Linked DNA regions of Homo sapiens: regions 1 and 3 are each linked to region 2. Evidence: chromatin loops called from intact Hi-C (ENCODE). Cell type or tissue: PC-3. All regions are shown on one strand. Region 1 overlaps ATG7 (autophagy related 7). Region 2 overlaps ATG7 (autophagy related 7). Region 3 overlaps HRH1 (histamine receptor H1).

The links. A loop is a pair of places that touch in the nucleus more often than their neighbours do. Peaks named below come from ENCODE experiments on the same cell type or tissue, not always from the same donor. Only the 100,000 strongest peaks of a DNase experiment are listed, where the experiment ranks them.
Region 1: a loop joins it to region 2, with 2.1 times the contacts of the local background. A loop is called at or near these places in 8 of 110 quality-filtered maps.
Region 3: a loop joins it to region 2, with 21 times the contacts of the local background. A loop is called at or near these places in 72 of 110 quality-filtered maps.

What each region holds. Positions count from the first base shown.
Region 1 is chr3:11,288,156-11,290,655 of GRCh38, reverse strand. All of the region lies in intron 3 of ATG7 (autophagy related 7), which reads right to left. It also overlaps the pseudogene RPL13AP27. Among named protein-coding and RNA genes, the nearest start is that of ATG7, 17 kb to the right of the region's middle. RefSeq lists a silencer at 570-619 and an enhancer at 879-2,078. In PC-3, no CTCF peak of the experiment used is centred here; DNase peaks (open chromatin) are centred at 1,285 and 1,725; H3K4me3 peaks cover 1,558 bases; H3K27ac peaks cover 2,500 bases.
Region 2 is chr3:11,334,057-11,336,556 of GRCh38, reverse strand. All of the region lies in intron 11 of ATG7 (autophagy related 7), which reads right to left. Among named protein-coding and RNA genes, the nearest start is that of ATG7, 63 kb to the right of the region's middle. In PC-3, CTCF peaks have their summits at 1,156 and 1,359 (motif pointing right); a DNase peak (open chromatin) is centred at 1,386.
Region 3 is chr3:11,235,642-11,238,141 of GRCh38, reverse strand. The region is part of intron 1 of HRH1 (histamine receptor H1); the gene reads right to left. Among named protein-coding and RNA genes, the nearest start is that of ATG7, 36 kb to the left of the region's middle. In PC-3, a CTCF peak has its summit at 1,344 (motif pointing left); a DNase peak (open chromatin) is centred at 1,341; H3K4me3 peaks cover 214 bases; H3K27ac peaks cover 1,221 bases.

The DNA.
Region 1 (2,500 bases), 46 kb after region 2:
TGGTTCCTGGTGCCTTCAAGGTTGTGCGTCTGAAGCCTAAAATAAAGTCTGCCTACCTGGGGGTGGCTGGTTCATGAGGTTGGCTGGAAGTACCAGGCAGTGACAGCTACCTGGAGGAGAAGAGGAAGGAGAAGGCCAAGATCCACTACCAAAAGTAAAAACAGGCCATGAGGCTGCAGAAACAGGTGGAAGAGAACGTGGAGAAGAAAACTGATAAATACAGAGTTCCTCAAGACCATGGGCTCCTGGTCTGAGCCCAGTAAAGACAGCTTATTCCTCATGCTTGGCCTGGCCTGCCCCTCCTCCATCACCGCGCTGGGATGTGGGGGACCCAGGCGGCAGTCCAGGTGCTGAATGAAGGCAGCCTAGGACTTAGAAAGATGGGAAAGAGGAAAGGGCCTTAGTCACTGCCTTTCTATAAAGTTATTTGAAACAATTCTAGGAGTTGTGCAGACATAATTTGCTTATGACCTACTTGTTCATGAGAGAGTTTTTAAGAACAACTAGTTACTTCTGTTTCAATATTAGCAAAAGTGAGCTGGAACACTAATTGGAGGGGAGCCCTACCCTGTGAATCAGGCATCTATTTCCTACCCGGTCTATACTATAGACTGCAGCTACCAGGATGTGAGAAAACACATGGGGACAATATGAGTTTGCTGTTGTACAAACGTTATTTATAGAAGCATAGACTGGGAAGATGTGCGACCAAAGGGGTTCCAGGTATTGCCCTTATTCCTTCCCTGTACTTTGTAAACAGAACAAATAAACTACTTTTACAGAGAGAGAAAAAAAAGGCCCAGTGCAGTGGTCCATGCCCATAATCCTAACTCTTTGGGAGGCTGAGGCAGGAGGATCGCTTGAGCCCAGGAGTTTGAGACGAGCCTGGGCAACATGGTGAGACCCCATTTCTACAAAAAAAGTTTTAAAATTTGCCGGGCATTGCAGGGCGCATCGGTAGTCCCAACAACTCGGGAAGCTGAGGTAGGAAGATAGCTCGAGCCCACCAGGAGGTTGAGGCTGCAGTGATCCATGATTGCACAAAAGTAATTTGCATAAGAGGCACATCCTTCAAATATTTTCTGACTTATTTGGCCTTAGGGAAATTCTGAACAGAATCCAAGGGCCTATTTCATAAGAGGATATAGTTGATGTTGAGCTGCTGAAACCGTTCCATGACAGGCTGAAAACAGAAAAGTCTTAAGCAACATCAGCATGATGAGGAATCTTCTGGAAATACCTAAACAGGACAATCTATGGTAAAGGTATCACTTAGGAACATACACGTCTATGTAACATCACTACAGCGCTTAAGCTGGAAGGGAAGATTTAAGAAGTAATGGTCGGAGGGGAATTTGGGGGGAAGTGAGTCATAGACAGAGTTATTCATGTGTCACTAATCTAAATCCAAACATTACCTACTTCCTGAAAAAGTAAGGCTTGCCTGTATAACCCTGGACAGTGCAAGTGAAACTTCGGCCTCTGCTTAGCTTAGAAAGATAAAGGATTGTTTCTATCACACTTCAACATTATATTCAGACACAGTCAAGGAAAGAAATTAACATAGGCATCAATGTAAGTGTGTTTCAATTTTATTTCAAACTATTTCAGGATGTGAAACATCCTGAGTTACACAAGATGGGATTGTGTCACTGCCAATTAAACAGGAAAGGTTTTGATAGGGATTCAACACTGTAATGAGCAAGAACTCTAGTGGTGTAAGAAAGCCTGCAGTAGCCAAGAAGTTCAGTCAAGATTAAACTGAAATAGCAGCGTGTGTGGTTAACCAATACAATCCCCCGGGGCTGTGTCTACCACCCAAACTTGGTGCAAATTTCAGACTTTAATGAAAATAAAACTCAGTCACACTCAGCACAAGTAGGAGCTCAGAAAATGTCACTGAATGAGTACTTACCAAAAGTTTCTGTCCACATGGATCTAAATCTTTTGTTTTTTAAGATCAAATCCCCACAGGAAATGTGCAGTGGCGGTTGCCTCCCAAGAAAGCTGCTAGGAGGTGAGGAGAGAGGAGTGTGGGGAGACTTATTTTCACTGCATGACCTTTTTTGCCTCTTAAAGTTTGTATTATGTATATAAAACAATACAGAAATAACTAAAATAATTAAAGAAAAAAGTCCTAACCCAATGGCAAGAAGACAAAGAGAGAGATAAAAGACTAGCAGCTCAACTGCTTTGGTTCCAAGAAATCATAGCTGGGAGATCCTTGAAACAAGCACCATGTCTTACTCATCTTTCTTCAGGACTGAGCACAGTGCCTGGATCATATTAAGAGCTCAGTAAAGGTTGAAATGAAATAATAGCTCTCTTTTCGCACAAAGGGCCAATGGATGGATGCTATATAGTAAGATAAATTTCAGCAGTTTAAAAATTACTAATAGCTTGAATTGTCCAAACAGGAAATAGATCAGAGAGATAATGAGTTCTCCATTAGCAGAAGTGTTCAAGCATATATTGGATGATTATTTGCCACGTAATACTG
Region 2 (2,500 bases):
AAAATTCTTTATGAAGTTGTATTTACCATAAAGTTTTATTTACAGCTAAGAGGGAACATATTAATTTACATGAAAAACAGGAAATTCATTTGCCTTTCCTAAGCTAAATAATCTACATTTAATATCAGGCATTAAGAAGATGTGTTAAAGGCATTAGTGGACGACAGAAAACCTTTTTCAAATGGAAATGTACGGTGTGGTTCCTGAGTTTAAATGTCAGCATCGGCTGGACGTGTGACTCACGCCTGTAATCCTAGCACCTTGGGAGGCTGAGGCAGGCAGATTGCCCGAGCTCAGGAGTTCAAGACCAGCCTGGGTACACGGTGAAACCCCGTCTCTACTAAAATACAAAAAAAATAGCCATGTGTGGCGGCGTGTACCTGTAGTCCCAGCTACTCAGGAGGCTGAGGCAGAAGAATTGCTTTTGAACCCAGGATTGCAGTAAGCTGAGATCCTGCCACTGCACTCCAGTCTGGGCAACAGAGCGAGACTGTCTCAAAAAAAAAAAAAAAAAAAAAAATGACCGGGCACAGTGGCTCATGCCTGTAGTCCCAGCACTTTGGGAGGCCGAGGCGGGTGGATCTGTAATCCCTGCACTTTGGGAGGCCGAGGCGGGTGGATCATGAGATTAGGGGTTCGAGACCAGCCTGGCCAACACAGTGAAACCCCGACTCTACTAAAGATACAAAAACTTAGCAAGGCGTGGTGGCACGCGACTGTAATCCCAGCCACTCGGGAGGCTGAGTCTGGAGAATCGCTTGAACCCAGGAGGCGGAGGTTGCAGTGAGCCGAGATCGTGCCATTGCACTCGAGCCTCAAGCGACAGGGCAAGACTCTGTCTCAAAAAAAGCAAAAAAAATGTCAGCATCATCAAGCATGAGCCTTATCATAGAGAGTAGGATGTAAGAATAACTCAGTGACTTTGTCATAAAAGTGGAAAGAAAACTGCCTCTCTGCAGAGTGGTTGGCAGAATTAAGTGATTACCCCATGGAAGGTGCCTGGCAGCTTGTCAGACACACAGACCAGACCCACATTACTTTTTAGCTAACTCTCACCTCATTCCCTAAGACCACGCTTGTCCAACCCATGGCCCAGGACAGCTTTGAGTGTGGCCCAACACAAATTCATAAACTTTCTTAAAACATTGAGTTTTTTTGCATTTGTTTTTTAGCTCATCAGCTATCATTAGTGTTAGTGTATTTTATGTGTGGTCCAAGACAATTCTTCTTCCAGTGTGGCCCAAGGAAGCCAAAAGATTGGACACCCCTGCGACTATCTTTAAGTGTGGTTTAATAAAACAAAGGTATAGCATGTAAGTTAACATTACACAGGAGCTATTTTAGAATTTGCCAGGAGAGGGTGCTACATCCAATGCAAATATCTAAAAACAGCAGAAAGGCAAAGGCTCTAAACTGAAAAGCAGCATCGTCCTTTGATCAAGCAGAAGTACTCTGTCAATCTTTCAGCGAATTGTGTAAAGACATCTGTGTTAGAGCATAGAATCGCTGAAAAAATGTCATGTGGGCCAATCCTGAATCCTTCTGACTGTAGCACTCTAGAAAAGATATCTCAGAAGAGATTTTTTTTTTTTTTTTTTTTTTTGAGACAGAGTCTTGCTCTGTCACCCAGGCTGGAGTGCAGCAGTGCAGTCGGCTCACTACACCTCCACCTCCCAGGTTCAAGCGATTCTTCTGCCTCAGCCTCCTGAGAGCTGGGATTACAGACGCCCGCCACCACACGTAGCTCATTTTTGTATTTTTAGTAGAGACGGGGTTTCGCCATATCGGCCAGGCCAATCTCGAACTCCTGACCTCAGGTGATCCACCCGCCTCGGCCTCCCAAAGTGCTGGGATTACAGGCATAACCCACGGCGCCTGGCCTTGGAAGAGATTTTGACACCACCTCCCCCATCACACACACACACATTTTAAGGCATATCTATGGCATAAGGAAAGAAATGTGCCTTGGAACCATGAGGATGATATAAGGAACAAGCTAAATAATATATATGAGGCCAGGCTCAGTGACTCATGCCTGTAATCCCAGCACTTTGGGAGGCCAAGGTGGGTGGATCACTTGAGGTCAGGAGTTCAAGACTGGCCTGACCAACATGGTGAAACCTGTCTCTACTAAAAATACAAATATTAGCTGGGCATGGTGGCGGGCTCCTGTAATCCCAGCTTCTTGGGAGGCCGAGGAGGGAGAATCACTTGAACCTGGGAGGCGGAGGTTGCAGTGAGTCGAGATCATGCCACTGCACTCCAGCCTGGGTGACAAAGCTAGACTCTGCCTCAATAATAATAATAATAAATGTTGTGAAAGTGCTCTGAAAAGCATATAAATCACATAGAGATGAGGAATTATTCTGGCAAGAAGTATAAAAGTGCTGGGCTTTATGTGAGCTAGGAAATTTACATAACATTTATTAAGCACCTATGATGTGCCAGACATCGTGCTCTGACTTTGACATAGGACATGGATTCCGGGTAAGAAATATTC
Region 3 (2,500 bases), 98 kb after region 2:
CTGGTGTGACAGGCTGGGATTTTTAAAGCTAAGTGCAGGAAAGGGAAACTGAAGGATATTATCACTAAATGGCAAAACAAACAAACAAACAAACAAACAAACAAAGGCAGCATTAAAAGCCCAGCTCAGTTATCTCTTACTTTCTGACCTCAAAAAGCAAGGGAGAGGCTGGGCGCAGTGGCTCACGCCTACAATCCCAGCACTTTGGGAGGCTGAGGTGGGCAGATCACAAGGTCAGGAGTTCGAGACCACCCTGGCCAATATGGTGAAACTCCGTCTCTACTAAAAATACAAAAAAATTAGCAGGGCGTGGTGGCGCATGCTTGTAATCCCAGCTACTCGGGAGGCTGAGGCAGGAGAATTGCTTGAACCTGGGAGGTAGAGGTTGCAGTGAGCTGAGATCACGCCACTGCACTCCAGCCTGGTTGACAGAGCAAGACTCCATCTCAAAAAAAAAAAAAAAAAAAAAAAAAAAAAGGAAAAGAAAAAGAAAAGAAATATTTTCAGGATTGCATCAGGCTGGGAGAGTTTCCATATTGCATCGTTTAATCCTCAATCGTTTAATCCTTAATCGTTTACCGTGCTGGTAACCTCACCAAAATAATTCTGCCCCCAGCCTCCCATTTTAATGATGTGGAAAGAGAGGCTTCTGGAGTTTTTAGGGCTTGGTGCCTGCACTAAGAGATCCCAGAGTGACTGAAGAGCAAGTTTCACTTAAAGGCCCAGGTGGCACCCATCTGCTAAGACCTTCCAGTGAACTTCACATACTCCCCCCACTCCATCCTCTTTTCCATTGTGAAGAGAGGGAAATAAATAAACACTTTAAATAAAGATTCCAGGGAATTGAAAACATGGACATCCGTGCTAACGTGAGAAAAGGATACAGTGAATACATCATCCTCTTTTTCACTGTGAAAAGAGGAAAATAAACAAACGCTTTAAATAAAGATTCCAAGGAATTCGAAAATATGGATATCCGTGCTAACATGAGACAAGGACACAGTGATTACACCACCACACCCAGCACACACACAAGTATCATTTCAGGATAGGATGAATAATGTGTTCATTTTGTTCCGAATCCTTGGAGATTAAACTCTGAGAAATACACTTTCAAAGACCAAAGTCATTCAGGCTGTTCTCTTCTTGAGGAAAAAAAAAGTGATTGATGATATTGAACTAAATAAAAGAGCTGGCAGGAGAAAAAGAGAGGCAGATGCGGCATTTATAAGAGAGAGCTCCCAGGTGATTACCAGTTCCTGTAACTTTTGTCTCTTTCAGTCAAGTGACCTGATGGACACCTGCCTGCAGCTGCCACCTCATCCCACACCTGGGGCTCTTTAGCACCACCTGCTGGTCAAGCCCTCTTGCTGGTTCTGGGGCCAGGGTATTTATATACAGGGGTTATTTATATATTTATATATAGAAGTTATTTATATATAGGGGCATAGATGAGTGTGACTCGATCTGGTTCCTAGTTCTATTCTGATAATCACAGATGATTCATTTATTCATTCATCTATCTATCCATTCATTCTCCCTTCCTTCCATCAAACCATCCACAAAATCTTCACTGATGAATATTCTTGCCAGGTACAGATATTATGATAGCCACCGGATGAACACAGTTCCTATTCTCATGGAGGTGCCAGCCTATACCAGTAATTCTCAACTCTGCCTGCCTGAGAGCTTTGTTTTGTTTTGTTTTGTTTTGAGACGGAGTCTCGCTCTGTCTCCCAGACTGGAGTGCAATGGCACGATCTCAGCTCACCGCAACCTCCGCCTCCTTGGTTCAAGTGATTCTCCTGCCTCAGCCTCCCAGGTTGCTGGGATTACAGGCACCTGCCACCACATCTGGCTAATTTTTACGTATTTAGTAGACAGTGTTTCACCATGTTGGCCAGGCTGGTCTCAAACGATCCACTTGCCTCAGTCTCCCAAAGTGCTGAGATTACAGGCGTGAGCCACTGTGTCAAAAGCTTTTAAAACATATTGAGATGTCTTCTTTCAGGAAGATTGAGTAGAGGTACTTTCTCTATTCTGCTTAGTACAACTAAAACTCTGGATGTTATATTTAAAGCAAACACAAGAAGACTCTGACAGGTGGAGAGGCAAAGGCAAAGCAGTGAGGAACATTGGGGCCCAATGAGCGACACAGTGATGAATTCCCTGGGCTTTTTTTTGGCCACATACATCAGAGATTTTGACCTGAAGTAGCTGGCAGCTCAGAAATGGCAATCGGCACAGGCAAAACAAAAGCCTGCTGTGTCCAGCCAAAGGACTGGGAAAGAGGCTGCCTAGCAAAGTAGAAAACTTTTAGACAACACCTGCTCTATTTCAGCCAAACACCATAGAAAAACACTGTGCCCCGCTCCTGTCCTAGCCAGATGAGGTGAAGTGGGGAGGGCAGCCAAGACTTCCACCCTTGTCAAGCTGTAATGAAGTGACTCAACTCCCCTTGCTGGGGTGGCGTCCCCGCCATTCCTAGCAGGGAGCCGGG